2 separate regions of the Homo sapiens genome follow, and region 2 is linked to region 1. A link is a loop called in an ENCODE intact Hi-C map of the cell type or tissue named here. Cell type or tissue: dorsolateral prefrontal cortex. All regions are shown on one strand. Links, peaks and the distances in the headings refer to the core of each region. The heading gives the core; the rest is flanking DNA. Region 1 overlaps NFAM1 (NFAT activating protein with ITAM motif 1). Region 2 has its middle 38 kb from the start of LINC01315.

Region 1 (2,802 bases), core at 141-2,640:
CGGGGTTTCACCATGTTGGCCAGGCTGGTCTCAAACTCCTGACCTCAGGAGATCCACCCACCTCACGCTCCCAGAGTGCTGGGATTACAGGCGTGAGCCACTGCGCCTAGCCCATGGGAGCATTTTCAATAAGAGCATACCAAGTTTTCCACGGTGCATTCCTTTCCCAAAATGTCCGCCCCTGCTGCAGAACAGGGATGCCATCTGGCCCTCTGCAGCACTGGCTTTGTCACAGGGCCAGCCTGTAGAGGGCTCGGGGGTCACTCCTGTTTTGGGAGCCACAGGCTGTGCTTGAGCTGAGGTGACAATAACAGTCCCCCAGTGCTGCAGGGCCATTTCTGACTACCATTGTCCCCAGGCCCCTACCTATTGCTGGCCCTGTCTACCTATTAGATGACCCAAGTTTAAGGAAACAGCCTCTGAATTTTTGACTCCCTTTAAAGAAGTATATTTCTTTCCTTTGAGAATGTTTTCTTTTCTTGCTTTGAGGAGTTTGTTTGTTTGTTTGTTTGTGACAGAGTCTCGCTCTGTCACACAGGCTGGAGTGCAGTGGCGTGCGTGATCTCGGCTCACTGCAACCTCTGCCTTCTGGGTTCAAGCGATTCTCTTGCCTCAGCCTCCCGAGTAGCTGGGATCACAGGCGCCTGCCACCATACCCGGCTAATTTTTGTATTTTTAGTAGAGACAGTGTTTCACCGTGTTGGCCAGGCTGGTCTTGAACTCCTGACCTCTAGTGATCCACCTGCCTTGGCCTCCCAAAGTGCTGGGATTACAGGCGTGACCCACTGCACCCAGCCTGTTTGTTTTTTGAGAGAGGGTCTCTCTTTGTCACCCAGGCTGGAGTGCAGTGGCATGATCATAATTCATTGCAGCTTCGAACTCCCAGGCTCAGGTGATCCTCCTGCCTCAGCCTCCTGAGTAGCTAGGACTACAGGCATGCCATCATGCCTGGCTAATTTATTTATTTATTGAGTAGAGATGGGGTCTCACTATATTCTGCAGGCTGATCTTAAAGTCCTGAGCTCAAGAAATCACCCAAGTTCAGGAGTTCGAGACTAGCCTGGCCAACATGGTGAAACCCCACCTCTACTAAAAATACAAAATTAGCCAGGCGAGGTGGCGCATGCCTGTAATCCTAGCAACTTGGGAAGCTGAGGCAGGAGAATTGCTTGAACCGGGGAGGTGGAGGTTGTAGTGAGCCGAGATCGTGCCATTTCACTCGAGCCTGGGTACAAGAGCAAAATTCTGCCTCAGAAAAAAAAAAAAAAAAAAAAAAAAAAAAAAAAAAAACCAAGAGTGGGATTACAGACTCAAAGGGACCCAGCTTAAAATCCCATGTCTACCACTGCAATTTGGGCAAACCTCTTGCCTTCTCTGAGCCTCAGTTTTGTCATCTGCAAAAGGTGAAACCAAACCCAGGGGACATTGGCTCTTCTGATCACATGGCTTAACAGTGACGCCTGAGAGTCTGTGCTGTGCGGGGCAGCCAGACACCCAGGAGTGGCTCAGGGAGGAAGTGAGCATGTCCTGGAGACAGAGGGGGACCCCAAAGCCCAGGAGAGGAAGGAATGGGTAGGACATTCCGCACAGCCGGAACAGCACGGGCGAAGGCGCCGGAGTGTGGCAGGCTGACGTCTACGCAGGAGTGGGCGAGTGAGGGCCAGAGAGCAGCTGAGCGGGGCTGTGCAGGTCCTGGGAGGCAAGAACTGGATCCTCCAAGCCAGGGACTTTCCATTTTTCTTAGCAGTGGCCCAAAGTTAAGAGATGCATGTTTTAGCGTGACCCTGTCTGAACCCAATTGTATGAATATAACTGAAACTAGAAGGTCGCAAACAGTGCCCTTACTACGCATGAAATGCTTCATGTTCTATTTTTTTTAATTGCTTGTCTTGACCCCGTAAATTGATTTCAGACTCCTTCCTGGGTCTCCTCCAGCAGGGAGCCCCTGCCGGTTCAGGCAGGGCAGGAGCAGGATGAGTTTGTGGATCGCTGGGGACTCAGAGCCACAGAGACAGCCCTGGTTGGGCAGGAGAGGGGACTGGATGGGAGCTGTTGAGTTGGAGGGATGGGGGCGTTGTGCAGGTGGTGGGCAGGTCTGATCCTGAACATCAGTGATCCACAGGAAAGCTGCCAGGTGGGCACACAAACACGTGGGGGCACACCCCGCCAGGGACTCACTCGGCATGTGGTCCCCGCGCCAGGTGTGGGAGGATAGCAACTCCGCCCAGCTCTCAAACTCCAAGTTCAAGCAGCCACAGATTCATAAGAAGAACCGGAAAAGGAAGGACTCAGGCACCCGTGGGCGGTTGACAAACTCTTTCCCAACAAGGGTGGGAGAAGAGCAGCTGGAGGCTGAAGGCAGAGGGCTGTTCATGCCCCCAGCCCTGCACACACCACACCCCTGAGGGGCCTTCAGCCAGGCCAGGCCAGCGCCCGGGACAGGGACAGTGCCCAAGTCTGGGTCAGGGAAAGACCCCTGGGGGTCCTTCTGTGCCTGGACCATCAGGGCCTATGTGCCCTGCACTGAGGGCATGTCATTTAACCCGGCAGAAGGGTATAGGGCTGGCATTTGCCTTTTAAAAAAAAAAAAAACAGAGATAGCTCTTGTCACCCAGGCTGGAGTGTAGCAGTGCGATCTCGGCTCACTGCAATCTCCGCCTCCTGGGTTCAAGCGATTCTCTTGCCTTACCCTCCCAAGTATCTGAGACTATAGGCTTGTGCCACTACACCCAGATACTTTTTTGTATTTTTAGTATAGAAGGGGTTTCACCATGTTGGCCAGGCTGGTCTTGAACTTCTGAC
Region 2 (2,802 bases), core at 215-2,714, 89 kb after region 1:
ACTCTCCCCGTCGAACCCAGAGTGCTGCCCTTGCTTACATTGCCATCACCCTTGGAATGAGACCGAGATCCTCCCCCTGGCTGTTCCTGCTCCAGCTCCTGCACTGGTCACTACACTCCAGCCACATAGAGGGACCTTTTGTTCTCAAAAGCCCTGAGCTGCTTCCTACCTCAGGGCCTTTGCACTTGCTGTTCCGACCTCCCAAGCTTCTCCCTGCCTGGCTAATACCCTCAGAGCCCAGCTGGAGTATCACCTCCTCTGCCAGGCAGGGCCTTCCTGGTGCATGTTATCAGGCTAGTTCGTAGTGCCCATGTCATTTGTAATAGTTATCTGTTATGCATCTGCTCGCCCTAGACAGAAAACTCCAGGAGGCAGGGATGGTGTCTGCTGAGTTCACGGCTGGACCCCGGTGCCTTTCGTTGGTTCACTCACTCTTCCTTCCTGTCATCTGTTCCTTCAGCAAGTCCTGAGCACCTGACATGTGATAGCATCTTGCTAGTATTTGTTGAGCGGATGAGTGGATGAAGGAATATCCATCTGTCTCTAAAGCCTGTACTCTTTCCACTACATTCCGTGATCTCTGACACCCCTCTCTTGGCCCCATTTTCCCCAGTTGTCAAATGAAGGAACCAGACCTTCCCTTCCTGGCTAAGTTCAGATTCTGAGGATGTAAGGCAAGTGGGCTGGCTTACAGCCCAGCTGCGCAGGGTAGTGACCATAGACTACAAGGCAGGTTCTGCACCACCCCCAGTGCCTGGCAGAGTGCTTTCCACACCTGCACCATCAGAGCCCCCAGGCTGCTGTTGGGGTGCAGGGCTCAAGCCCTAGACATGTCAAGGGACTTGCTGAGGCCACACATCTGACCACAGCCTCAGAGCTCCAAGCTCAGCCTGCTGGGCCTCAAGGGCAGGAAGAGGCAAGGTTGCCCGGGTCTGGGAGGCACTGGGAATAGGGCTGGTGATGGGGGTCCCTGGTGGACCTGGGTTCCTGTCTGACTTAACCCCACAAGGCTATGTGGCTTTGGTAAGTCACTTTCTCTCGTGGGCTATAGAAATGGGAGTGACTGTTGTGATTGTCCCTCCCTGATAGGGCCTCTGAGGCTCACGAGATCTCAGGGAGCACACAGTAGGTCTCTGTGAGGCCAGCTGTTTCCAGGGCGTGCGGCAGGACTGGGTCTCTGCCGGGAGCTGTGCAGCACCCGGTGGCTCGTGGCTTAGCGGCTTGTCAGCCAGGCGGGCGGGTGTCCTGGGGCCGGGTTTGATTAGTTCAGGTTGACAGTCGCGCTCCGCGGCGCTGCCGGGAGGGGAGCCCGTGATTACCCTAATGAAGCTTGAACACAGTTTGTCATCCAAACAGCTGGTTCGTAGCTGTGCTGCTGCCAGCTGCCCGACTCAGCAGTGCAACCGCATGCCCAGGACCGCCCCAGCCCCGAGCAGCCCTGCCACCTGCTCGATGGATGACCAGGGGCAGGGGGTGGCGGCCCTGGGTGGGCTGTGGGGCAGCCCCAGGGGAATGAGATGGGCCACTCAGGGGTGGGGGACTTGGCAGAGCCTTAGACCAGCGAAGCAGGGCAGCTTCTCAGGACATTCACGGGCAGCCCCTGATCCTAGGCCTCAGTTTCCCCATCTGTAAAGTAGGTATTGGTGACCTTGCAGCTTCAAGTTTCTGAATTCAGGCTGAACTGTTGCCTCCTCTGGGAACACTTCCTGGACTCTGTGGGCTGGATCAGGGGCTCGGATGGGTGCCCACAGCCCTCAAGGCAGGCCCTGCCACCCCGATGGCCCTGTGTTGTCACTGAAGGTCAAGAGTTGTCATGTCTCACTCATCCACTCATTTATTTATTCATTTAATAAATAGTAAGAACACACAGCAGTGAGCAAGACAGTCCCTGTTCTGCATTCGTGGAGTTTTCAGTCTGGTTTGGGGGAGACTGTGGGGCTGTGACCTCATCTAGGGGATAGAAAAGACTTCCTGGAGGATATAGCATCTGAGCTCAGAACAACCAGCAGGGGAGAGACACAGAGAAGAGTGTTGCAGGCAGGAGGAACAGCGTGTACAAAGGCCCTGAGGTGGGGGGGAAGGAGCGAGGTGTTTGGAGGGATGTTGGGCACCCGGGGACACTGCAAACGTCAGTGCCTCAGGGACTTATTCCTGCCCTGTGCTCAGCAAGTTCACTGTGATGCCCTCTCATTGACCCTTTGTTATGGCCCTGGAAGGAAGGATCACTGTTTCATGCTGCAGATGAGGAAATTGAGACCCACAGCATAGAAGGCAGTGCCCTCCAGGCCTCTGCAGCCTCCAGCCTGCCTGGTGGCCCCCTGAGAGGCCCTGGCCAGGGGTTGTCTGCTCAGCTTGGAGTGGAATCTGCAGGGCCACTCAGATGGGGTGGCGGTGGGCCTGGGTCCCTGTTGAGGCCTTAAGCTCTTGCCTGATGGAGGAGGCCAAGGGAAGGGGCCCACAGGCAGCCGAGGGCCTCTGCTAGATGGCTGGGTGGGTTTCCTATTACTCTGGGCCAGGACCTACCTGTATTTGAACTTGGTGGCCCCTGGTGAGTTCATACTCCCTCCACCTCCCACTGAGCCCACAGCCATTTCGGGGGCCACACTTTCCCACTTGGCTTTGCTTGGGGATGGGGCAGGCAGGCAGGGGGAGGAAGGGGACTCGGTGGGGGGAGTGGCAAGGGAATGGGCACTGGCCTGCAGCCCCAAGAGCCTCTGGCCTCCCCCACGGCCAGCCCTGAGCTGCTTCCCGGTTTCTCTGCCACCGTCTGTGGCTAGGCCACCCTCTCAGCCCTCCTGCATC

What was found. Peaks named below come from ENCODE experiments on the same cell type or tissue, not always from the same donor. Only the 100,000 strongest peaks of a DNase experiment are listed, where the experiment ranks them.
Region 2: a loop joins it to region 1, with 2.8 times the contacts of the local background. A loop is called at or near these places in 3 of 110 quality-filtered maps.

The regions. Positions count from the first base shown.
Region 1 is chr22:42,418,479-42,421,280 of GRCh38, reverse strand. The region is part of intron 1 of NFAM1 (NFAT activating protein with ITAM motif 1); the gene reads left to right. Among named protein-coding and RNA genes, the nearest start is that of NFAM1, 13 kb to the left of the region's middle. RefSeq lists an enhancer at 1,779-1,898. In dorsolateral prefrontal cortex, for the core only: no CTCF peak of the experiment used is centred there; a DNase peak (open chromatin) is centred at 1,566; H3K4me3 peaks cover 373 bases.
Region 2 is chr22:42,329,662-42,332,463 of GRCh38, reverse strand. It overlaps a transcript of TCF20 not described here. Among named protein-coding and RNA genes, the nearest start is that of LINC01315, 38 kb to the left of the region's middle. In dorsolateral prefrontal cortex, for the core only: no CTCF peak of the experiment used is centred there; a DNase peak (open chromatin) is centred at 1,323.